Linked DNA regions of Homo sapiens: region 2 is linked to region 1. Evidence: chromatin loops called from intact Hi-C (ENCODE). Cell type or tissue: GM12878. All regions are shown on one strand. Links, peaks and the distances in the headings refer to the core of each region. The heading gives the core; the rest is flanking DNA. Region 1 overlaps COMETT (cytosolic oncogenic antisense to MET transcript). Region 2 overlaps LOC105375463 (a long non-coding RNA gene).

What was found. Hi-C counts contacts between places; a loop is a spot of excess contacts. Peaks named below come from ENCODE experiments on the same cell type or tissue, not always from the same donor. Only the 100,000 strongest peaks of a DNase experiment are listed, where the experiment ranks them.
Region 2: a loop joins it to region 1, with 4 times the contacts of the local background. A loop is called at or near these places in 5 of 110 quality-filtered maps.

The regions. Positions count from the first base shown.
Region 1 is chr7:116,571,063-116,583,965 of GRCh38, forward strand. It overlaps COMETT (cytosolic oncogenic antisense to MET transcript), which reads right to left. Exons shown (of 5, transcript NR_165033.1): 3 at 2,379-2,682; 4 at 56-168. Among named protein-coding and RNA genes, the nearest start is that of CAV1, 52 kb to the left of the region's middle. RefSeq lists enhancers at 5,973-6,267, 12,623-12,722 and silencers at 6,406-6,545, 10,069-10,518. In GM12878, for the core only: no CTCF peak of the experiment used is centred there; a DNase peak (open chromatin) is centred at 6,449; H3K4me3 peaks cover 346 bases.
Region 2 is chr7:116,312,102-116,325,004 of GRCh38, forward strand. LOC105375463 (a long non-coding RNA gene) reads left to right here. Exons shown (of 7, transcript XR_001745336.2): 4 at 4,331-4,409; 5 at 7,540-7,658; 6 at 10,701-10,787. Among named protein-coding and RNA genes, the nearest start is that of TES, 110 kb to the left of the region's middle. RefSeq lists enhancers at 5,038-5,117, 5,218-5,367. In GM12878, for the core only: no CTCF peak of the experiment used is centred there; DNase peaks (open chromatin) are centred at 4,930 and 5,400; H3K4me3 peaks cover 426 bases; H3K27ac peaks cover 1,217 bases.

The sequences.
Region 1 (12,903 bases), core at 1,758-9,757:
AATGAAAATTTTAGCAAGGACTACCATGGATGTTTGATATACATATTTTTCTTACTTGAATAATAGCAACCACATGTTGATACAGCTATTAAGGAAAAAGAAGTTTTTCCAGCAGCTGTTGACTTCATCAATTCCTCTCTGCAATGAGTCACTCAAACTTCCACAGAGCTAGAAAAGAAAAAAAAAAAAAGAAAGTTGCAAGTAAGGAAGTAGGGATTTTTTTATTGTGATGAGAGAGGAGTGGGAAGAGTTAGACAGGGAGAAAGTGAATAAAATCAACTAGAATGAGAGATTTGATTCCATAGAAAGTTGAGTAATTTGCGTGTCAAAAAGATAAAACTATACACTTGCCTAGTACTTTAACAACACAACTGAAAAGCATGTGGAAACTGGCATAAAAGGTGGGGTATTTGCAACGAGAAAAATGCAGTCATTTTTTTAAAAAAGCAACAGCTGCCAGTTTGAGCCACTCTACAAATGGCCAAGAAAGAAACCTACTCCTCTCCTTCAGTTGTATTAATATAATGCCAACCATTAATGAGATAATAACTATCCCAGGCAACAGTCAACGTCTTTTTGAGAGGATGTTTCTTAAATTCCCCATCACATTGCACAACCTCTTGGAAAAGGTGAGATTTAATTACCTGCCAACTCTGAGACAGAAAGTTCTGTTGACTGTATGACACAAGTAAGCACTCAGTAAAGTACATAGCACAATATGCACTTTGATTAATATAAATTGGCTTCAGAGTGACTTTGCATTTTTACAGTGATTGTGTTGTTTGTCTCGTTGCCTTTCATATTGCCTGCTAAATAATAATAGCCTTTATTTATTGAGCACATACCACATACAAGAGAATGTGCTAAGCATTTTGCAAATATTACTGACAACAGCCCTATGTGCTATGTATTATTATCTAGGTCAAGTAGATACTATTGCTCTGTTTTAGAGATCAAGAAATAGAAGTTTAGAATGGTTAAATAACCAACTCCAGGTTGCCCAATGAGTTTAATACCCACGACTATTAGCTTCAAAGCTATTCTTATAGAGAAACTCACTATGTGCTTGGGAGAAAGCGCGTGTGACACCATTTGACAGTATTACAATAGCATTGTGTGTCATCAATGGGAAAAAAAGAAGAGTGAATGATTAAAAGCCATGCAAATAATGTATTCTCTAGTCTAAGTTTCTGTTAATAATTGTTCATGTTACTGCTTCAACAGGCATTTATGGAGCAACTATTTGGTATCACAGGGATTAAAAAGATAAGCAAGACAAAGGTCTTTGTCTTCATGGAAGCTCAGTGAAGCCCCTACAAAGGCAACTCCAAGATGAAATTAATATTTTGCTCTTTTTCTGTTGAGAAAATAACTTTTTGTAAAATAAAAATTATTGACAATCAATTGTACAGTTTAATACAGTGGCTTTAAAACTGTACCTTATTGAATCCCGAGGTATTGACCAGCTCCCCTAAGATAACAGAGGTGGATTAGGGACAGAGGTCTGTGAAATGGTGTCTACCACTTTCCCTCAAACACACAAGTTCTGTTTTAATTTCTTTTCATGTTAATTTTCAGCATAACATTTTGTTTGACTAAGCAGTTCTATCACAAAGAAAATTTGAAAACCTTTGATTGACTTGGTGAAATAAATACATACTTTATACCAACTTAGATCTTAAATGAAATGTTGATGCTTGCTTTTGTAATTATCACTAAAATGTGTTCTAATAATAACTTTTGAAGATGCAGGCTTCACAGAGCAGATGACCAAACAGAAAATATCTATCAGAAACATGAGTAAATACCAATTAAAATATATGATAGCCTTGTAAACTCTCACACTCTTGGTCCAACAGAAATGAAAAATTACTTGAGTGGGATGAGTAGGAAAAAAAGTGGTAGTGTCATTCAATTCCAGAGGAAGAGATGAATTTAATGGTGAGGTTACTGGCATTGGGACTAATATCAGGGATGATGTCTAATATTACTCAATCACATTCAAGTAAAATATCAGCCTTTGGTATCTTCATTGGACCAGAACAGTTTCTTTAGATCTTCTTATTTCTCTTTCAAGCTTCAACCTTAAATAATAGGCCATTGTGTAGCAGAAAAAACTTTAAACTTAGAAGTAGAAATCTATAATCAAATCCTCAGCCAACTTAAAAACAGTTGTGTGACCTTGGATAAGTCCCATAGCCGGACTGCATTCTCTAAACCAGCAGCTATAACGTTTCCTACCTCATTAGAGTGTGGTGTGAATGAAAATGTGAAGAATGCCTAAAACAGAGTCAGGCCTTGAATGCATTAGAAAGTTTCAGGCAGCCACTCATTCCATCACCCTGTCTCACTCTTTCTAGTGACCCAGGGTCACTTACCTGTTTTTCTTAATACACCCCAAGTCTTTCTCTTGCCTCTCTTTGTAGACCAGAATTATTCTTGTGTTCATCAATATGGATTGAGTCAAAAATTTTCAAGATCTACCTGACTTATTACTTCAAGGATCCATCATCCTCTGGCTTCCATTTTTTTGTATTTCTATAGGCATGGATTCAAAGGGGATATCTGACTGGCTCAGGCTAGATCCAGATGAACTCCTCCTACATTTGTTGTCCATCCTGGTCCAATCAGTGGCAGCTAAGGGAGCTCAGTCACTTGTTTGAAGTTTGCCCAGTCAAGGGGCTGTGGAAGGAAGAGGAAGTTAATCTGAGACAGGATTGTGACAGGCAGACCAATAAACATGTCTGTTTACAATCTAAATATTCATAAAATTCCAATCCCCCAAATTCTCCCACATATGTATGCTCTTGTATTCCCCTGAGATAGGAAGGGAGGCATGCTCATAACCCCATTTTACAGATGGGAAGAATAAAGTGCCAGGAATACTGGTCCCTCCATTAGGGTCACTTAATGAGCCACTGGTGAAACAAGAAATAAATCCGAATTGAGAGCTTAGACTGCCTGGTCTCCTGTTAACAATTAAGACTGCAAAAATTTCAAACCATATCGCATGCACAATAAATACTGCATCTGAATCAATTGTAGAGACAAAGACAGAGGCACAGGGAGAAGACAGATCTATCCAAGGTCACTCAAGTGAGGAAATAAACCAGCTTAAAATAGACTTCTGTCTCAGCAGCATTGTGCTTTCACTCCTGGGCAACTTCCTGCCTATACAGCAACATTAATGCCAGCAAGGAAGGAACCTGAGGGTTAAATCCTTGGCCCCAGCCCCAGATAGCAATACAGAACCCCACCCCCGTAATTCAGTCAATAAATAGATGTCCCTTTCATACAAGTTTCAGAAAACACAGTTAATATACAACCACTACTCACAAATTAAATAAGTTATCTTACTGTAAAGGATATAACTATTTTATTATCTTTGCAATTAAAATGAAATATGCTAAAGGTAGAAGCAATACAAAACAGCTGCTGCCAGAAGTTTCAATAAAAGATCACTACTGGGCACCCTTATAACTGTGGGACCATTAGGAGATTTAAATGTCTTCTTCACTTTGCCCATGGTAGGGAGTGAGGCTGCACTGAGAAACATCACTGGCATGAGGTCTAATTGCCTGCCCTATGATTAATGTTGCCAAGTGAATTCAGAAGTTGTCACAGTTCTCATCCTATGGTCCAGGCTCATTTATAAAATAGAGCAAAGGGAGCCCAGTGCTTTGAGAATGCCAATGCAAAATTATAATAATTACTTATTACATGATACAGTTGTTAAAGTATTTTCTGTGTTGTTCAAAAAAAAAAAAAACAAGGCATGTACATTGGTAGAGAAGGCAGAAGAAATACTTATGACTGTGTTTTCCTCTTGTAACTTTCCCAGGCAGAATTACTCTGGTCCCTAAGGCCTTGAGGCACTTTTTTCTTATCTCCACTGAACTGTAAACTACTGGGGTTCAGAGACCAATTTTTAGCTTTCATTGTATCTATAGGATTTAGCATAGTGACTGGCATAATAAAAATCTGCTAAACTAAAACTGATACCCTGTTATAGAATTTCCATGATGTATTCTAAGTTCTGTCATAGGCATGCAATAATTGTAAGTTCTCAAAATGGAGGGACCAAGTCTAGTCCTTTGTATCTTTATAACTCTGCAGCTCTGCTATCCAACAGAACTTTCTGCAATAAGGGAAATGCTTTATTTCTGTTCTAGGAAAAGGAAAGTTCTTAAAGAAATGTTCTTCCTTTAAGAGTCTATGTAAACACTATTCAATAAGAGCCATTGGCCACTTGCGGCAATTGAGTGCTTGAAATATGGCTAGTGAGGTGAAAAAATGCATTTCTGATTTAATTTCAATTAAAATCACCCCTTGTAGCTCATGGCTACTATGTCAGACAGAGCAGCACTGGACGCCAAGTGTGGTGGCTCACGCCCATAATCCCAACATTTTGGAAGGCCAAGACGGGAGGATCACTTGAGCCCAAGATTTCAAGACCAGCCTGGGCAATGTAGAAAGACCCAGTTTCTACAAAAAAAAAAAAAGTAAATTATCCAGGTGTGATGGCACAGGCCTGTGGAGGATCACCCGGGTCTGGGAGGTCGAGGCTAGTGAGCCATGATCGCACCACAGCACTCCAGTGTGGGAAACAGAGCGAGACCCCATCTCAAAAAAAAAAAAAAGAGTAGCACTGGAATCTAGGCTGATGTGTGGCTTTCAGTAGTTGCTATTTTAATGTTTATGAATGAATAAATGAATGAATGACTACACATACCTAATCCCTCCACAAACCTACTTCCCGCCAAACTGCTTTCAGCTGCAGAGTGCTGCAAGCATGCAATATTTACTTGGCCAAGTTGAGTTTAAATAGGTAGTCTACAGGAAAAGCAATTCGGTCATTCATTGGATATTGTGAGGAAAGTCTTTTATGGCTAACTTGAAAGATGTACTTCAAAGTAACCACTTAAGATTAAGTCATCTATAAGCCATATTTTCACTCCACATCTTACTGCTTAGGGCAGAGTAGTCAAGTGGAAAACCAATGGACTTGGGTACTAGCTACACTCAACTGTCTACTAACTGATTGGCTTTGAGGTTCAATTAACATGCAAAGTGCTTGACTTTTCTTAGTGGCAAAATGGGGAAATCCTATGTGCCATGCCTCCTTACCAGGATGTTGTCAAAAGCAAATGAGATAACTGGCATGAAAACATCTAATGCTAAGCAAATACAGATTATTATTAAAATACGTTACTTCAAATTATTTTAAATAACTATTATCATAGTAATGGTGCTGTTATTAACAAATAATTGAATATATGTTTTCTTGCACAGTTAAAGACATACACGTGCCCAAAAAATTATTTTCTTCCACTCTAAGAAGATTTCCATTTTTTCTCTCTGCCACTTCATATCTCAGAAGGTCATATCTCGCTTACTGGGCAGTTTCCAGTGACAATTCTACAACGATTCCTCTCACCTATCTCACTGAATGTGGCTGTCAGCATAAGTAGGTTACATTGTAGGGACTGTGTTTGTAGCTAGTGTTGGCATGTTATTTTTCCAGCCACCACTCCAAGGAGAAGAGTTCACATTGTGTTTCTAAATCACTTCCTGAAGAGTGATTATATGGGATTCTTTCAGAAATAGAAGGAATGGAAAAAGCAAGACCAGAAAGTAATTTGGAGAGCATCCAAGATTGATAAGACACCAAAGTAGGGGGACTCCACAGCACTAGGAGCCTGTGCTCTGATCCCTTCCAGCGCCCTAAGATGTGATGGGATCTCAGCAAGAAACAGCCACCTAGTGTTCCTAAAGAGGCTGGAACATGAGCACTGGGCTCCTAGACTTGGCAATAACCCTAGTGCCCCACAATGGCAGCACCAGCAGAGCCTCCATCCTTAAAGAATAGTACAGCTTTGAACACTGAGCATGTCAGCTATGATCTTTGGGGATCAAATAACAGGGCATTCACATGGCACCAAGAGGAGAACCATCCAGACAAAGCTTGACCTTCGCACCAGTGAGGCCGATTGGAGGCTTGGAGCATATTAAATTTATTTAGAGAAAGGAAAGAAATGTAATATTACTCACATCCTGTGTTTGAAAGAAAAATCATCCTGCCCACTTAATAACTGTGCAGGGCTGCCTTCCATGCCACATTTTTTACACAGACCATAGGGAGGTCTGTGTGACTTTGTGACTCACCCTTTATCACAGCCCCCACCCCCATAGAACTGCGAGGGCTGAGTAGGAGACAAGTCCAGTTACACTCACAGGGTTGTGTTCAAAAACCAGTGTTTCTCCTTAACTAACCCTCAAGCAATTACCTCAGATCAAGTGAATAGACCTGACTTAAGCAAATTTGGCTGTTCACGAGTTTTAAGTTACTCTGGCAGATATTGATCACCACCAGCAGCTAGGAACAGGTGAGAACTATAATCCTCCTCCCCAACAATCTCATTACTGGGTGATGAGTTATATTGAAAGCACATTTGACCAAAGATGCCACATGTTCAAATACTCAAATCAACTAGCTAACCTGACACAATAAGAGCAGTGAAATCCCAGGCAACAGCATGCGCGAAACGGCCACTCAAAGCAGATGTATCAGTATTCTGGTGAAAGTTTCAGCTAAACTTCTGATCAGAAGTTGAGCCACAGGATTCTCTGTTGAGCTATTGAATGAAGCCCTGGTCCGAGAAGAGCCCTATGAAGAGGGTAGGCTGTGGAGCTCTCTCCAGATTCTTACTCCCTGTTGTTTACAGAAGGAAGGAATTGCTTACATAATATTTCCAGCATATTCACATATCTTAATCACCACTCGTTTCATCCATGGAAACTTATTTTAGCATCCCCTATGCTAACTAACAGGCTTTTTTGTGTTCATTGGAGATAAAGCTATAATAGGACAGCTGATTAGGGTCGTTCAAATGCTGGCTGAGGATCCCTAAGTATGAATTCCCTAGCCGACTATTTCACAAGTTAACTATCCACCGCTAAGACGTCCTCCAAAACACAAACACACATTTCTTTATTAGTGTTAGAGGATATGAAATAATTTACTTGAAAATACAATAATACTGTTTTCTCTTCAGAAGAGTTCTCCCCCAGATGGCCAAGAGGTTTGAACTCTTGCCTTTTGTCAGATATAGGGCTGAACCTTAGAGTCCAGTGTATTCCTTCATTGTCTTTCCTCTAAGTCTGCCAAACAAATAAGGCTCTGGTGAACCCATAGAGCCAGCTACAGATAACCACACATGTGTGAAATTGTAGTGCGCACACCGCTTATGCGTAGCCTGCTCCTGGTCTTCCCAGACTACCAAAACATACGTGAGCCATTCTTAACAGCAAGTGCAAACCCCGGAGTGCTGTTTCAAACCTTCAAGATCCTCCCATCTTCTAATTACCTCATTGCTCCATTTGACCCCACAGCATTTCTACTCCCTGGAATGGGGACACCTGGAGAAATCCACACATGAGGCCTAAACATCCTAGTACCCGCAATGTATCGATTTTTTTCTTTCTTCTAGAAGCAGAGGATGGTAATAAATTGTGTTGCTAACAACAAAGGTCACTGCATAGCTATCAGCCCTATGCAATGATAGCTGTGAAGGACAACAAATAATAGTTTTGCAAATCTCCTCTTTGAACATTCTTTCCTTAAGAATCCTGTTTGGCGGACCTGTTGTGAAATATGTGTCTCCTTCATCTAGTGTTGCTCAAACTGTGAGTGCTGACCTAGTGTCTTAGTCTGTTTGAACTACTATAACAAAAATATCACAAGCTGGTTGGCTTATAAACAGCAGACCTTCATTGCTCACAGCTCTGGAGGCTGGGAAGTCCAAGATCAAGGCACCAGCAGATTCAGTGTCTGGCGATGGGCCTCTTCATAGAAGGTGGTCTTTCTGCTGTGTCCTCATGTGGTAGGAAGGGGTACAAGAAAGGCCTTTTTTATAAGGACACTAATCCCATTCAGGAGAGTTCTACCCTCATGACTAATCTTCTCACAAAGTGCCCACCTCCTAATATCATCACCTTGGGGGTTAGGAGTTCAACATATGAATCTGAGGGGGACACAAACATTTTGACCATAGCACCTATTCTAGAATTGTGAAATTGGCTTTCATTTATTAACAAAAATATAACTGAATAGAATGGAAAAGAATAAAAGAGAAGAGAGGAGAAAGAAACATATAGATCACAGAGAGCAAGGGTAATCAGATGAGTTTAATAAGACATTTCATGTTTATGAGAGTATGTATACTGAGTTGCAATGTAAAGCATATTTCTTAGTAAAAAATAATATTTGAAAAATATATAAACCACTACCACAATTTATTTGGAGATAAATTTTCTTTGGATCTCAAATAAAGTAAAAGAAAGTTCTAATGCAATTTTTTTTAACTTTTATTTTAAGTTCACAGTTACAACTGCAGGTTTGTTACGTTGGTAAACTTGTGTCATGGAGGTTTGTTTTACAGGTTATTTCATCAGCCTGGTATTAAGCCTAGTACCCATTAGTACATTTTTCCTGATCCTCTTCCTCCTCCCACCTCCTGCCCTCCAAAAGGCCTCAGTGTGTGTTGTTCCCCTTTATGTGTCCATGTGTTCTCATCATTTAGCTCCTACATATAAGTGAGAACATGAGGTATTTGGTTTTCTGAAAATTTCCATGTGTCTATCAAGAATAGCTTGGGAGGAAGGTTGAGAGTAAATGTTATCATGATCCCAAAACATCTGCCTGGGGAAACATTATTTTTAAAGTATCAGAATGACTCCCTCATGCAGCCCAGGCTATTTTCTGGAAAAGTGACATCCTAGTTAGCCTTGTCATAGAAGTAGGCCCTAAGGCAAGGATTTGCACACAAGCAGTTAATTTGAGAAGAATAGGGAGTATCATCAGCGGGAACTAGGAAAGCAATACAAGGAAGGGAAGGGAGCTATAAGGTTACTATTAAGTCTGCTACCATGGTCAGGTTATGTTGGTGGGAAAACTTGGGGAAACAGCACCTGCTGCAGAATTATCCCATCCAAGGGGCAAGAGAACAAGTATTTATTTCCAAGTGGCAAGTTGGTTGAAGGCTGCTGCCGGGGCAGGGGGTGAAGATGGTGAGTGTTAATTCTCTGGCACTTCTGGCCTACCTGCTCCTGGGCAGAGCAAGACAGAGAAATTTTCACTGTTCTGCAGAGAGAAAAAAGACTATGGGCCCCACCATGCAGATACTGAAAAGAACAAAGGTAATAAACAGAGCACTCAGGGCATCTATTCAGGTGGCCTGATCCTACAGAGACTCCTCCAAAAGGCTGGGGGCATCCTCTACATCCTTGTCCACTCACACTCACCTTGGAGGTGATTCTTTCCTGGACTAAAGACCCAGATGTATCTGAGGGTGAAAAGCAGGTATTGTTTTAGTACTAGTTTTGGTAGCAAGTGAAGAGCACATAAAATTTTCTTGGTTGTTCCAAAATGTCCACCACTTTGTAATAAGAACAAAGTCTGCACAGATCTAAAAGGAAAATTCTAATTTTAGCAGATTTGAAGCCCCTCAAGTTAGTTTCCCTGGCTCTATGCTATTAGCCACATAATCCAACTTTGCCTGCTTCTTGTCCCTCCCAGATTTAGCAGTGAGGCTGAAATTCTGCAGTGCCATGAGTGCCTGCACAGTTTCTGAACTTTCCCTCTTCTGGCCTCATATTTCCTGAAGCTGAAGGGAAGGGGACAGCTGACTGCCATTCCCACAGCTTTAGACCCTTCCTCTCACTTCTGCCCCGGCAAGGGAAACTGAGTTGTATCAGTCCTGCTCCCTGGGCCCCTGACACCATGACAGGGAAGAAAATCTGCCAAAGATCTATGGTTACTTGGATTCACTGAGCTGAGATGGTCAAATCTAATGCATCTTCACATCCTGTGCGGGTAAATGCCCCACCTAAGGGAGATGTTACTTATAGATGTAGAGCAATTCCAGGGATCTACCAGGGGACTGGTAGAGCCACACTTCCTTAACAATCATAGAATTACAGATTCACCTGGGGCTCATGGCTCACGGGTTGCCAAGTTACCTCACCAAGCAAATGTGATGGAATTACCAAGACAGGTTTAGATCTGTGGTGGAACAGGCCACAAAGTTCCTGAGATCTCTCTGACTTCTGGCTTAGGGACTCAACCACTATGTCTACCAGATTCAAGGAAAAAGAAAACAGGTGTGTATGACTCTGCATTCCTCAACCCCAAACAGTTGAAGAAAGTGGAGGCTTAGTTCCACCAAGTCTGGCAGAGCACAGAGATTCCCCTCCGTCAGGTGGTATGGCCTAGAATTTGACTGTACACATCACATCCAGATCATTTGTCCCTGAGCACTTATCCAGAGCCCAGACTACAGCTTCTCTCTCAGTTGATTTTATTAGCCAAGGAATCATGACCTAGTTTCTGCCTTGGAGTTGCTGAGATCTCTCTGGCTTATCCCAGGATCAGAACCTGTTTGGGCCCAGATCATTTGGCTGTGACCTTCCTATCCTGCAACACTGCCTGGTTCTTCCAAGTAATGCCCAGAAGACTGAACCCTATTCTCAATGTCTCTGCCACTGGCCTCTTCAAACTAAAGAGACTCTCCTAGAAGCAGGTACAACTCATCATCTGACTTCAAGACTCCCAATTCCTGGAAGAAAAGCACCTGTGCTTGACATAGCAGGGTCTTGACATTAATACCAGCCAAGCTGAGAAGTGGACTTTGGCCACTGAGGCAGAGACTGGCTAGTTTATGCATGAAAATCTTTTACCTTTCCTCCTGGGCACACAGCTAGACAACACTTCCCAGCCTTTCTTGCAGTGACCATGTGCCTAAGATCTGGCACTAGAATCTGAGCAGAAATTGTGTGCTCCATTTCTGGACCTGGATGATAAAAATCTCATGTGTGATTCTACACTCTTCCTCTATATGTCAGCTGGATATCTAGACCAAGGGCATCCATGAAAACCCCATGTTGAAAGGACACAACATCTCTCAGCTTGGGTCCTCAAAAGGCTACACAGAGGCCGAGCATGGTGGCTCATGCCTATAATCCCAGCTACTCGGTAGGCTGAGGAATGAGGATCACTTAAACCCGGGAAGCATAGGTTGTTGTGAGCCAAGATCGTGCCACTGTACTCCAGCCTGGGGGACAGAGCAAGACCCTGTCTGAAAAAAAAAAAAAAAAGACTACACATAGGAAAGTACCATCCCCCACAGCCCACAGCCTACCCCACCCTCCAGCACTAATGGACTTTTCCATGCGTAAGAAATTTCCATTGTGTGAGCCACTAATATTTGAAGGTTTATCTGTTATAGCAGCTGGACTTACATTATCCAACACAGTCACCCACGACCAAAGCTAGGCTCCCAGCCAAGTAAGTGACCCCAGCTGTCTGTAGCTTGCTCCCCTCTCACAGTTGTGGAGGTCCCAGCTCTCCATACTGCCCAAGGAGACAGTTTGAGATACGTGGGTGAGTAGAAGGGTGGGAGACACAGGAGATGTTTCTCAAGGGAAAAGCTTTGACTCTTCCATGTTTTGTAATCAGGAATTTTCCATGGTCGCACAGTGAGTCAGAGGAAAAGCCATAATTTTCATCCTCCCTCTGCTGGGGCAGCTGTCTTCCTGCAGGATGGGGTCTAAGCTCCATTCCTAGGAAGGAGGGGGTCAGTAAGGAGAAGGGTCATCAACTCAGGATCCTACCTTCTCATGGAAACCACTGAGAAGACTAAGCACACCAGCCGCACACAAGTGAGGAGATTTTAAATCAGCTGGACAATCCTTTTTTGGTTTAAATATAGTATTGTTTCATCCCTCTCCCATGTGATTTTATCCCATCAATATTTTTAATGTCATTAGAACTGCCCATTCCCATCATTTAACCTGTAAACTACATTGCCCAACTCATTGGTACCAAGAAGCAAATTGCAAAGTTCCACCCTGTGGTGTCACAGGGCTAAGTGCAGCCACCCAAATGCATAGCGAATTTGTTAAAGACAGGAAAGAAAACAAGCTCTAACTAGGCTTCTTGAGGCTCCCAATGCTGCTTGGTCACCACAATCAGTGAGTTTCCTCCAGAAAAGGGTTCATGCAGCTCTCGAGTCTAGCATGTCTTCAGGGAATTTAGGAATGTTTCTTTCATCAGCTCTACCCTGAGGGGAAAGATTCCTCAGAGCAATGTAAAAAGCACAGGGCAAAGAAAGAGGAGGAGGCTTGTGACATGTGGCAGCCCTTCTCTACAGAGAGTGGATGGGCCTGGGAGCCAGTGCATTGCTGGGACTATATTTAGTTCATCCAGTGACATCTTTGCGCCTCAGTGCCATCTCTCACGATAGCAAGAGACTGTGAGACTGAACATTTTTCTCATTGTAACAGGGGTCTGACTCACTAGTTTAAAAAAAAATCTGAGAACGATGAGACCCAAGGGGACAACAGAGTTCCAAAAAAAAAAGAAAGAAAAAAGAAAGAAGAAAGAAAGCAAGAAAGAAAGCAAGAAAGCAAGAAAGCAAGAAAGCAAGAAAGCAAGAAAGAAAGAAAGAAAGAAAGAAAGAAAGAAAGAAAGAAAGAAAGAAAGAAAGAAAGGGTCAAGCATTCCTGTAGGCTGAATAAAAAGACAACAGTCCTGGAAACATTTTCTAGGAGGTCTCCAATATTTTCTAGGAGGTCTCCAATGAGCAATTTTTTGCTAGCACAAAATTCTAAATTGTACCAAATACTAGTTCATAATTTCCATCGAGTTCTGAAAAACATAAGCCTATTTTTACAATGAGTTTTTGAAACTGAAACTGTAAGTGCTAACTGGAGACCAGCATGTGTCTCACTGCTGTTAACCTTTGAGGAACTGACTCCAAATTGCAGGGGTGCCACTTTCAAGCCAACAGGTGGCCTCTTTGAGTTAGGTCTTGACTCCCAAAAGTTGATATAGACATGTTGAAT
Region 2 (12,903 bases), core at 2,224-10,223, 260 kb before region 1:
AATCTGTTAGCCTGACACACAGACTCAGGCTGGATGGTGAGCTTTGTTCTTTCCTCTGGCTATGGCCATAGGCACTGGAACAATGTCCATTGCCATGGTCATTCTCCCTTCTCATTGGAGCAAAGCCTCTTCCAAGTCACAAGCTAGGTTTTGAGTACTTTCTGGATTTTCGTTATTTCACAATCTTTATCTTGATCATCAGGAAGCTTCTTCTTTTAAATCCTCAAAACATGAAAGTTCTGATTAGACCATGTACATTTCCTGATGTACATCTACGCACTCACATGCTAATGGATGCTACCCTCTCAGTTCCCATGGATCTTGCACACGCCCTTTAGAGAATGGCTACTCTCTTCCATGACACAAAGATAACTTACCCAAAAGGGCAACTCCTTATAGTTCTCAAGGTGATCTAGTGCCTTTTGTTAGCATGCAGAATCAAAAACTATAATTTTCATCAGAGCATCTTGATTTAGAGAAGTTTTACCCGAGGGTTTAAGTTTGTTTAGGAGATCATGATTTCTCTTAAATTGTGGGTGTGTATGTGAAAATGTGCTTTCTTTAAAAAAGAGAACGATTTACTTTCATCAGATCCTCAAGTAAGTCACAGCCCATTAAATATTAAGAACCACTGTTATAGGTTTCCTCTAGCCAGGACACCAATTCTTACTTCAGCCAACCGTGGAAAAGTTAAGGGTGCTACATGACAGTAGGTATGGCTACTTAAGCTGAAGGAAAATCTGTGAGACAGTATGTGGCCTATTCAGTAAAATATTATATTTCATATGCCATAAGCATGGAAAGGAATAAGCTCTTACATATTTCTATTTCTAGAACATTAGTTCCTTTACGAGGTAACCATCTTAGGCAAGGTTGTTATTAGTTTCCAAGGAATCAGTGGAGAGGCTCATGACAAAGGGAAGAAGGGGCTGCTTCTGCTTACAGAGAAAATTATGTGGAATTTGGGATTTTCATATACTTTCATAATCTGACTCCTCCCATTTAACTGTTTATTTATTTATTTATTTATTTATTGAGATGGAGTCTCACTCTGTTGCCCAGGCTGGAGTGCAGTGGCACCATCTTGGCTCACTGCAACCTCCGCCTCCCAGGTTCAAGCGATTCTCCCGCCTCAACCTCCCACGTAGCTGGGATTACAGGCGCCCACCACCACGCCCGGCTAATGTTTGTATTTTTGTAGAGACAGGGTTTCACCATGTTGGCCAGGCTGGTCTCGAACTCCTGACCTCAGGTGATCTGCCCTTGGCCTCCCAAAGTGCTGGGATTACAGGAGTGAGCCACCGCCTCCAGCCTAAATGAACCACTTCTGAGACTGCAAAAATTGTCTCACTGTTTTTATGCGTTATGACACAGTATTTTTCAGAAGGACAATTATTAAAAGGCATGAAAAGACTATTTGAAAAGGTTAAAGAAATAGGTTTGTTTTAATAAGGAGAGAATGATAAACAGCCAATATGAATGTTTACATGTATGAGAGAATACAGGGAATTAAAGCAGATGTTTTTGTTTTCAACTGATATAAAAAATTAGGAGTTAGTCTTTCATTTTAAAATGGAGGCATATGTTTGACTTAGAGAAAGTGTTGACTGTAGAATGTTACTAAAGGAGTTTGTAGAATCTCCTTTTTCAGATATTTTTAAAGAATAGAAAATGGTATCGCTTGACTTGGGCAGATTCTTGCCTAATGTGTCCTTTCTAAAATACAACCACAGACATCAGTATCATTTATGGTAGAGAATGGGGAGGCTTACTCTCCGAATTCATGCAACAAACATTTATGGAGCCTCATGATGTACCAGGCACTAGGAATTAAACTTCCAATTCAATGTCCCCATGCAAACAGATCTTCAGATAGATAGGCAGATAGACAGTGGAAAGGGAATGTGGTAAATGCCATGTAGGGAAGGGGAAAGACTGGCCCAGTAATTATGACCACCTTTAACTGAGTCCAGGCACTGTCAGGCAGTGTCCAGGCACAGTGTCAAGCACTCCATGTACATTATTTTATTTAGTGCTCACAACAACCCTATGGAATATATACTATCATTTGCCAGCTATTATCCATGAAGAAACTAAGGTTAAGGAGAGATTAAATAACTTGCCCAAGATCACGCAGACAGCAAATTGCAGAGATTGTTTTGACTGTAGAGTTGAAGTTCTTAAACCCTGGGCCAGCCAGTCAGAATCTGAGAGGAGACAAGTAAGGTTGGTGAGGGGAATGGGAATTGAAAGGGATGAGGAAAGCCTTCTGAAGGAGAAGCCATTTCAATGGAGTTTTGAATGAGCAGGAGTTGGCCAGGTGTATTTTATCCGGGGGGCTGGTAGTGGAGGAGAAGACATGTTTGCCAGATAAAGCAGCTGTGGAAGGGACTGAATTTCAGTCACTTGTTATTTAGCTAAAGACATGGTCATTCTAAAGTCCCTACCGAGTTCTTGCACACTGATACCAGGGTTTTCAATGAGTAGTGCTCAGTTTATAAGAGTTAAGAAGTCACCATTTTTTTTTCTTAGTCCAAATGAAAATAGTGCTTCATCTGAGATCTGCGTATGAATGGCTCTGCCTGTCTTTGGTCAACCCATTTTCCACTCCCTTTACTTGTCCCTTCTTTCCCTCCGGCCTCTAACTCTCTTAGTCCTTCCTTCTTTTCTCTGAAATGAAGCTCTCTCCTACCCATAGAGAACACTTCCTCCTCTGGTTCACCAGGAAGTTTTTTTGGGCACAGCTTCATGGCCTCTCACAGTGATGGATCCTTATTTAAAGCCTGAAATCGATTTCCCCATGGCATCACAATATCTATGGCCATGCTTCCCTCTCAAACATGTGCATTTACTTTTTTTTGGAAGGAGAGAGGAGCAAAATTCATAATTCTTTTCTTCTTTCAGGCCTTTTAATAGTTCCAGTTCTTCTCTGGTCAATCAATCCCCATTTAGTGGAGGCTTAAGCTCCCTCCAGCCTGATTCTCTTTTATACGGCTGCCTTTCTGATGTCGTATATCGGTACAAACAAATAAACATAAAGAGGTTTGGTTTTTCTTTTTTCAGTTTGTTTCTTCTCAGGAAAATAAATTCTATTTAATTTTTCTGACTCCAATATACTCTTGCATGTCATAGAATCTTGTTTTATAATCAGCTATTGGAACTTTAGTAGGTCTACAAACAACCATTTCCTTTCCTAACTAAAATCAGAACCAATTGAAAAAGAGAAGAGGAGTCAGACCACTGCCTCACAGACAGTGGATTTTAAAATGTGGCTTTAGATCTGCAGTCGTCACTGGCCTCCAACACGTAACTCCTGAAAGAGACTGTCAGAGCAGTGATGCCAACGCAGACCCGGGGAATGACAGGACTTCCCCAGACAGTCCCCACCGGGCAGAGTCTGCCCGGTGAGCTCATTCCCTCTAAGGAGGAGTGAATCAGGACAGCTAGAGCTGGGACTGACATGTTGAAGCAAGTTTCTGCACACAGAAATAGGAGGCCAGGGTAAAGGAAAATCCTCCATGTTGAGATGTGGAAAGAAACCTGATTTTTGTTTGTCTCCCTTTATAACATTAATTCCCATTCCTTTCAGATTAGACTTTCATGTGTTATTTGTCGTTTACATAATGCTTTTGAATACAATTATTTAAACCTTTTTCTGTCTGTCTCACATTTCTCGGATGAGATATTCTCACTTTCCTCTTAAGGGTATTTTATTGTTCTTGTGTAACTACTGTCAAAAAATAAAAATTTCAACAAATTTAGTTTAATGATCTAAACTATTAGTGATTCATTAATCAGACGGTATCCCATCTATGAAACAGAAAAGCACGCTAGTAAGCTGAGGAGAGGCAGTGGGCTTTATAGGCAGAAAAGCCTGAAGAAAGCAGAAACAGGAACAGAAAGCCGATTGGTTGTTTCAAAGTTACTTTCTTTAAAAGGATAAAGCAGAGCCAGGGGACTTTCTTATTATGTCAGCTCAGGTTGACTGGGCCCCTTTTAATTGATTGCTGTGAATCTGTTTTTTGTTGTTGTTGTTTTGTGTTTTTTTGGGGGTTTTTTTGTTTGTTTTCTAACTGGCTGATTTTAAAGTCCAGTTTGGGGACCTAGCACTAGTGATTCCATTCTGGTTTGGTCTGTTCTTCTGGGCCTAGTGCAAGAGCTTAGTCCAAAACAATAGCCTCCCATAAATTTAACACTACTCTCAGTAAAAATAACCATTGGTATTTTTATAGCATGGCTTTTAATAATGCCTATATTCTCATATTTGCAAAGTGCATTTTCCTGAGCTGATTTTATCAGTGGCTTTACTTCCAAAATAATTTCCTTTTAGGACAATATCAGAACGGCACATACAAGTGTCCCCAAGTCATATTTGGAATAAGATCACTTGGGAACACAAGTCAAAGAAGGTATGTAACCAACTCACCTCATCTAATGGAACAGGTTTCCCTGGGCAAGCATAAGATTATTGTACATTGTTCAAAGATTTCAAGACAGATAGCGTAGATTTCAAGAATGCCAAACATAAGGCAGAGAGGAGTCTACTGGGATATTTTCCCGAATTGTGGCTTGTATCTCTCTCTGGTCTATTAGAAGACCTCCTGCATACCCCTAACAAGAGAAAAAATGACAGATGAAAGAAAGAGAGAGAGAGAGACTTTCTTGTAATTAATCTAATAGGCATTTTTAAAATTGAACACTTGGACTTCCTCCAACTGGCATCTTTAAAACACCCATTGATTAACAGGCAAATGGGATGAGTGAATTCATTATAAGAAGTGAATCCTTTGCGTCCACCAGATTCTTCTGCCTTCATTGTCATCAAAGTTCTTGGGCTCACTCACTGGCTATCATCCCTCTCACTCATCTCTAAAATGGTTTCAACATCCCCTCTGTGCGGTCCAGTTTCTCACCTAATTTGCATTAGGCTGATTCATTCATTCCTCAGCAGGGTTACTTGATGTGCTTTCTTCCCAGTGGCATCCATGTGTAAAGCTGTCTCTCACTGGCTCTTATCACAGTCAGATTCAAAATGCTCATTTCAGAAAGACTGCAAGTCTTAATAGAAGGTATAGAATTTAACAACATGAACACAGTGAAAGTTTAAGAATGGTTTCTGGAATACCTGAAATCTATTCTGCTTATATTAAAATGGCTTTCGGCAGAGGGTGAAAAACCCTGCCGGCAATCAGAGCATTCTGTGACATTCAAGTCTGCCCAGAGTCAGCAGCCAAGCAGCGTGCTCTCTGATCTACAGATTTGCATTGTTCACTAACCTTCCTGTGCCAAAAACACTCAGTTGCTCCCTTTCACCAGCCTCTAAGGTCACAAGACAGACAGTTCTTTCTTGATTACTCAAACAAATACACGTCTGATTCAGAGCGGGGAAAAAAGAGTTGCCAACAGTCAAGGCTTAGAAAGGCCAGGGCTGCTTGCACTTAGAAGCCAGCCTGATGAATCACCACATCCATGACTAATTGTGGGGTTCAAGTGTGCCCAGTTATAGAGCCTGTTTTTTAGAAAGGAAAATGCTAAAGAAGACACATAGAAATGTGGAAGAAAACTAGACACTTTTGTGTGACTACACAGATGGCCCGTGGTCATTAACAGGCTTGATACATACCTTTCTCTATATATATATAGTTTTTTTTTTTTTTTTTGACAGAGTTTCACTCTTATTGCCCAGGCTAGAGTGCAATGGTGCAATCTCAGCTCACCAAAACCTCCGCCTCCCGGGTTCAAGCAATTCTCCTGCCTCAGCCTCCTGAGTAGCTGAGATTACAGGCATGCGCCACCATGCCTGACTAATTTTGTATTTTTAGTAGAGATGGGGTTTCTTCATGTTGGTCAGGCTGGTCTTGAACTCCCAACCTCAGGTGATCCGCCAGCCTCGGCCTCCCAAAGTGCTGGGATTAGAGGTATAAGCCACTGCACCCAGCCCTCTCTCTATGTTCTTTCAATTAAGCCCCAGAAAATGTGGAAATGCCATTGCCCTCAACCTGGCTTTCCTCACAAGAGTAAACTTCATGGGCTTAAAAAAAATTCCAAACATTTTTTAAATCTCATAAGGTTAAGAAAGGGCAGTCGACTTCAATAAATTATGATGCTGATGATTTTTGTTTTAAAAAACTGGCAAAAACAGACTTTTACATATATATGACTATCATATATGACTTTTACATATACGTATATAGGTGAATTACTTATATACATATAAGTACATAAAGTATACAGTTACATGTATGTTAAAGTATGTATATACATATCTAATGTAAATATACATATATATGCACATATGAACCTATATCTTCATTGCATGCTTATGTAATAGATGCAGTGTGTAATATGTGTAAATCCATGTTTTATTTGTATAGATACCAAGGACATGATAATAAAAATGACATAGTTCTTGTCCTCAATTGTATAGTCTGTTGGGAAAGAAAACACACAAATAGAAAAAATTTTCATATAGAGAATTTTTAATATTCTCTATATGCTGCTATAAAATCAATAGTAGTCATGCACAGGGTGTTGTTGGCATAAGGGAGGAAACCTTGAAAAAGGGGTACATGTTAGGGAAAGCTTTGGGAAAGTGAGAGATGAGCTGATCTGAAAGGACTTGTAGTAGTGACTCTTGTTGAGTGGGAGGGAGGGGTAGGCAATGAATGGAGGAAATCCCAGGTAGAGGAAAAAGAGAGTACCAGAACAGCCCCACATTTATTTAAGAAATTGAAATTATAGCTAAAAACCTCCACACACAAAACTCCAGGCACCAAAGTTTTCATGGTTAAATTGTACCAAACCTTTAGTAAATAAATAAAACCAATTATACACAAACTCTTCCAGAAAATTTAAGACAAGGAAATACTTCCCACTTTATCTGGGAGGGCTGCCTTACCTTAACCCAAAATCTAGATGTTACAAGAAAAGATAACTACACAACATTAAATATCCCACATAAACATAGGTACGAAAAACCTTGAGAAAATTATAGCAAATGAAATTTAACAACATATAGAAAGAATAATACATCATGAATAAATGAGGTTTATTATGAGAGTGCAGGGCAAACATTTGGAAATAAATTGACGTAATTCACCATATAAAAAACAGACGAACATCTCAATAGGTGCAGAAAATATAATTGACAAAATTCTATATAGATTCATGATAGAATGAACAGCACTCAGTAATCTGGGAATAGATGGGAATTCCCTTAACTTGATAAAGGCATCCATTTAAAAAACAAATAACCAAAATACTATAGCTAGCATCAAACTGAATGGGAAATGACAATTCAGTGCAGAAACAATTGGTGTTGAAACAATTTGATATCCACATGTCCTATAGTTTGAATATGTCCCCTTCAAAATTCAGGTGTTAAAACTTAATGGCCAATGCAGTGACATTAAAAGGTGGGTCTTCTCAGAGGTTATTAGGTAATGAGAGCTCCTCCCATTACGAGTGGGATTAAGGCCCTCATAAAAGGAGCTTCACTCAACATTTGACCCTCTTGCCCTCTGCCTTCCACCATATAAGGACACAGTGTTCTGCCTCTCCTGAGTAAGCAGCAACAACGCACCATCTTGGAATCAGGGGACGGCCCTCACCAGACAACTAAATCTGCAGACACCTTGGACTTCCCAGCCTCCAGAACTGTAAGAAATAGATTTCTGTTCTTTACACATTATCCAGTCTTGGGTGTTCTATCATAGCAACACTAGTAAACTAAGACAATATGCAGAGAGAGAAAAAGAGAGAGAGGAAGGAAGGAGGGAGGGAAGGAGGAACAAAAGAAAGAGAGATCTTTAAAGCATACCTTACATACAAATACTAACTCAAAATGGATCAATACCTAAAAGTGAAATCTAAATTAAATTATTGTACCTTTTGAAAAAATAAGCCACAGAATGGGAGAAAATGCTTGCAAATCATTTATCTGATAAAGAACTTATAACAAAGATATATAAGGATGTCTCAAAACTCAATACTAAGAAAACAACAATGTAATACAAAAAGGACAAAATTTATTTTCGTTTGGTCACTTTTTAAAAATTTTACTTTAAGTTCTGGGATATATTTGCAGAATGTGCAGGTTTGTTACGTAGGTATACATGAGTTGACACTTCACCAAAGAAGATATTCATATAACAAATAATTACATGAAAAGACCCTTGAGTTCATTAGTTATGAAGCAAATGAAAAACCCTAATGACATACTACTACATGCCTATTACAATTACTAAAATCAAAAGAACTGACAATATTGATGATCACATAGAAAAAGCGAAACTTTCATACATTCCTAATGGAAATGCAAAATAGTATTGTCACTTTAGAAAAACAGTTTAGCAGCTTCTTAAAGAGTTAAGTATTTACCTACAATACAATCTAGCATTGCCACTTCAAAGATGAAAGTTTTATTTACATAAAAGCAGATATAGAAAAGTTTATACAGCTTTTCTATATATCTTCCAAAACTGGAACAACACAAATGTTCTTCAACAGGTGAATGGATAACCAAATTATGGTACATCCATACAATGGAATACTATTCAGGATTAAAAAGGAATGAACTACTGATAGACACAACATGGCCAAGTGCATTATACCAAGCAAAAAAAGCCAGATTTAAAAGACTACATACTGGCTGGGCATGGTGGCTCAAGCCTGTAATCCTAGCACTTTGGGAGGCTGAGGCAGGTGGATCACTTGAGGTCAAGAGTTCAAGACTGGCCTGGCCAACATGATGAAACCCCATCTCTACTAAAAATAGCTAATTAGCTGGGCCTGCTGGCGGGAACCAGTAATCCCAGTTACTCAGGAGGCTGAGGCAGGAGAATCGCTTAAACCTGGGAGGTAGAGGGTACTGTGAACCAAGATCGTGCCACTGCACTCTAGCCTGGGTGACAGAGTAAGACTCTGCCTCAAAAATAAATAAAATAAAATAAAAGATTGCATACTTTTACTTGATTCCAGTTGTATGACATTCTGAAAAAAAGCAAAACTATAGGGACACAAAACAGAACTATACCTTAGAACAGGTAAATTTATTTATGTAAAGTGTATCTTAATAAAGCATGAAGAAAAATTAAAATGTCATCCATAATAAGAAAATTATTTAACATACATGAATTACCACATCTTAAAACTAAATCATAAAATTTAATGTATTAAAATTTTAGCATTTTAATTTGTTGTAATATGGAAAGTTATCTAGATCAACCCTCTTGCTGAAACAAGCTAATAATCCTGAGTAAATATATATTCTTAAAAATAATTATTGAACTGACAGGGTCATAAAGCATTTTTAGCAGAAATCCAGAAGGTAAGTGGAATTCTGCAGCCAACTTTCATTTTTATGGCATTTGCTAATTAGGATGAATTTGATCTACAATATTTTAGCTTCATGTGGTGCAAAGAACAAAAGACAAAAAGTCCAAAGCAGTTTATAAGAGACAAGTTTGAAATCTAAATATTCAGAACATTTGGAAGTAAAATGATTCAATAAATCATATACATGAATCAAAATCTAAGTACTTGGCAGGTAGTAAACTATTAGCATCACTCTAAATAGATTTACTAACTAAAGCATTAGGAGATTAAACTGATCACTACACGATGCTAAAACATTTAATAACTCAAGAAGATATAACAGTTCTAAACCTGTATGTACCTATCAACATAGCCTTAAATATGTAAACCAAAAATTGAAAGACAGGAAAAATAAATGCAAATAATAGTGAGGATGTTAGTATATTCCTCTCATAGCTAAAGAAACAGCTGACAAAATAAAATTAACATGATACTGATGATTTTTAAAACATGATTCAATGAATAAGCGGACATATATAGAACACTATATCCACCCATGTAAATTACAAAAACTTTTGAAACATACAGAAAACATATTATAAAATTGGCCATATTCTGATCCAAAAGCAGCTCTCAACAAAGTTTAAAGAACTAAGCCATGCATATCACATTCTCTATGATGAAATTTAGTTAAAAATCAAAACAAAAAGATAACTAGAAAAAAACACAGTATGTTTAGAAGAAAACCACAACTAAATAACCCATGAGCCAAAGATAAAATCATAATATTACAAAATATTCAAAGCTGAATAATAATGAATATATTATACATAAAAACTCACAGGACATGGTTAAAATAGCATATGTCTCCATTTCAGTGGTATTAGAAAAAAACAAAAGCTCAGAATTCAAGCTAAGCAACCATCTAAAAAGTAAGAAACAAACCAGAAAAACAGGGTAAATTTTTTAAATAGAAAAATGTATATATAATAGAACCAAAAGAGCCAAATGATGGTTCTTTGTGAGGATAAATAAAATTGATTAAATTGTGATGAGATTAATAAAGAAGAGAAAAGGTAGAAGCAGTCAAAATTAGGAATGAAAATGGAGGCATAGCTACAGTTGATGTAGACAGTTGAAAGACTTTGAGAAAATATAATAAACAACTTTATTCCTGTAAAATCACTACAGATTAACAGATTATGTTTCTATTAACTCAACCTGGAAAATGCATCTATCCTGTTCTCTGAAGGATTCCTAACATTTGATGATGCTGTCAGACATGACCAACAACATCATAAGGAATGTGGCTTTTCAGGGTGAGATAAGAAGCTTTGGGAAGTTTTTGTAGAGGGGTAACATAATCTCACTTTCATTTTGTATAGGTCTTTCTGGCAACTGTCTAAACATAAACCAGAGAAGGGCAAGGCAGACTCAGGAAGGACAAATAGAAGGCTATTTTCATAAATCGGGTAAGAGACGGTGGCATGGACTCAAGTGGTAGGGGTGAAGGTGGAGAGAAGTAATTAGTTTTAGATATTTTAGAAGGTAGAGCCAGAGGATTTACTGGTGAATTGAATATGGAACATGAGAGAAAGTAAATACAATGAGTTCAAAACAGTGATTTCTCCAAAGTTGTTTTGTTTTTTCTTTTGTTTGTTTCTTTGTCAAAGTGATCAGAAGAACATATTCCATTTCCTGAGATGAAAAAATCCTTAGGAAGAGAAAGTTTTAAGGAAACCAAGAGTTCCATTATGGACAAAGTAGGTTTGAAGTTCCTATACAGGTGGACTTCTTTATAGTGCACTTTCCTTTATTGTGCTTCACAGATATTGAAATTTTTACAAATTGAAGGTCTGTGGCAACCCTGCATTAAGCAAGTCTATCGGTGCCATTTTTCTAATAGCGTGTGCTTGCTTCGTGTCTCTGTGTTATGTTTTGGTAATTCCGGCAATATTTCAAACTTTTTCATTATTATTATATCTGTTATGGAGATCTGTGATCAGTGATCTTTGATTTTTATGACTGTAATTGTTTGGCAGCCCCACTAACCATGCCCATATAAGATGACAAACTTAACTGATAAATGTTAAGTGTGTTCTGACAGCTCCACTGGAAAACCGTTCCCTTGTCTTTGTCCCTCCCCTGGGGCCTCTCTACTCCCTGAGACACAACACTATTGAAATTAGGTCAATTAATAACTCTACGATGGCCTCTAAGTATTTAAGTGATAGGAAGAGTCACACATCTCTCACTTTAAATCAGAAGATAGAAATGATGAAGCTTAGTGAAGAAGGCATGTTGAAAGCCACAATAGGAAGTCCTCTTATGCCACACAGCCAAGTTTTGAATGCAAAGGAAAAGTTCTTGAAGGAAATTAAAAGTGCTACTCCAGTGAACACACAAATGATAAGAAAGTGAAACAGCCTACTGCTGATATGGAGAAAGTTTTTGTGATTTGGACAGAAAATCAAATTAGCCACAACATATCCTTAAGCCAAATCCTAATCCAGAGGAAGACCCTGACTCTTCAATTCTATGAATGCTGAGAGAGGTGAGAAAGCTGCAGAAGAAATGTTGGAAGCTAGCAGAGGCTGATTCATGAGGTGTAAGGAAAGAAGCCATCTCCACAGTACAAAAGTGAAAGGTGAAACAGCAAGTGCTGATGTAGAAGCTGCAGCAAGTTATCCAGAATATCTAGCTAAGGTCATTGATGAAGGTGCCTACACCTTTAGTATATTCCCCTCATAGCTAAATAAACTGCTGATAAAATAAAATTAACATGATATTGATGATTTTAAAAACATGATTAACTAAATGAATAAGTAGACATATATAGAACACCACACCCACCCAGATTTTGAATGTAGACGAAACAGCCTTCTATTGGAAGAAGATGTTATGTAGGACTATTGTAGCTAGAGAGGAGAAGCCAATGCCTGTAAGCTTCAAAAGACAGACTGATTCTCTTGTTAGGGACTAGCACAGCCGGTGACTTTAAGTTGAAACCAATACTACAGACTATTCCAAAATCCTGGGGCCCTTAAGAACTATGCTAAATCTATGCTGCCTATGCTCTATAAATGGAAAAATGCTTGAATAACAGTACAACTGTTTACAGCATGGTTTACTGAATATTTTAAGTTCACTGTTAAGACTTACTGCTCAGAAAAAAAGAATCCTTTCAGAGATAACTGCTCTGTATTAGTCCTTTTTCACACTGCTATAAGGAACTACCTGATGCTGGGTAATTTATGAAGGGGTTTAATTGACTCATAGTTCTTCAGGATTAACAGGAAGCATGGCTCAGAGGCTTCAGGAAACTTACAATCATGGCAGAAGGTGAAAGGGAAGCAAACACCTCTTACCATGGCAAAGCAGGAGAGAGAGAGAGACAGAGAGCACTAAAGGGGAAGTGCCACACACTTTTAAACAACCAGATCTTTTGAGAACACACTCACTATTACAAGAACAGCAAGGGGGAAATCGGCCCCCATGATTCAATCACTTCCCACCAGGCCATTCCCCAGACACATGCGGATTACAATTAGAGATGAGATTTGGGTGGGGACACAGAGCCAAACCATG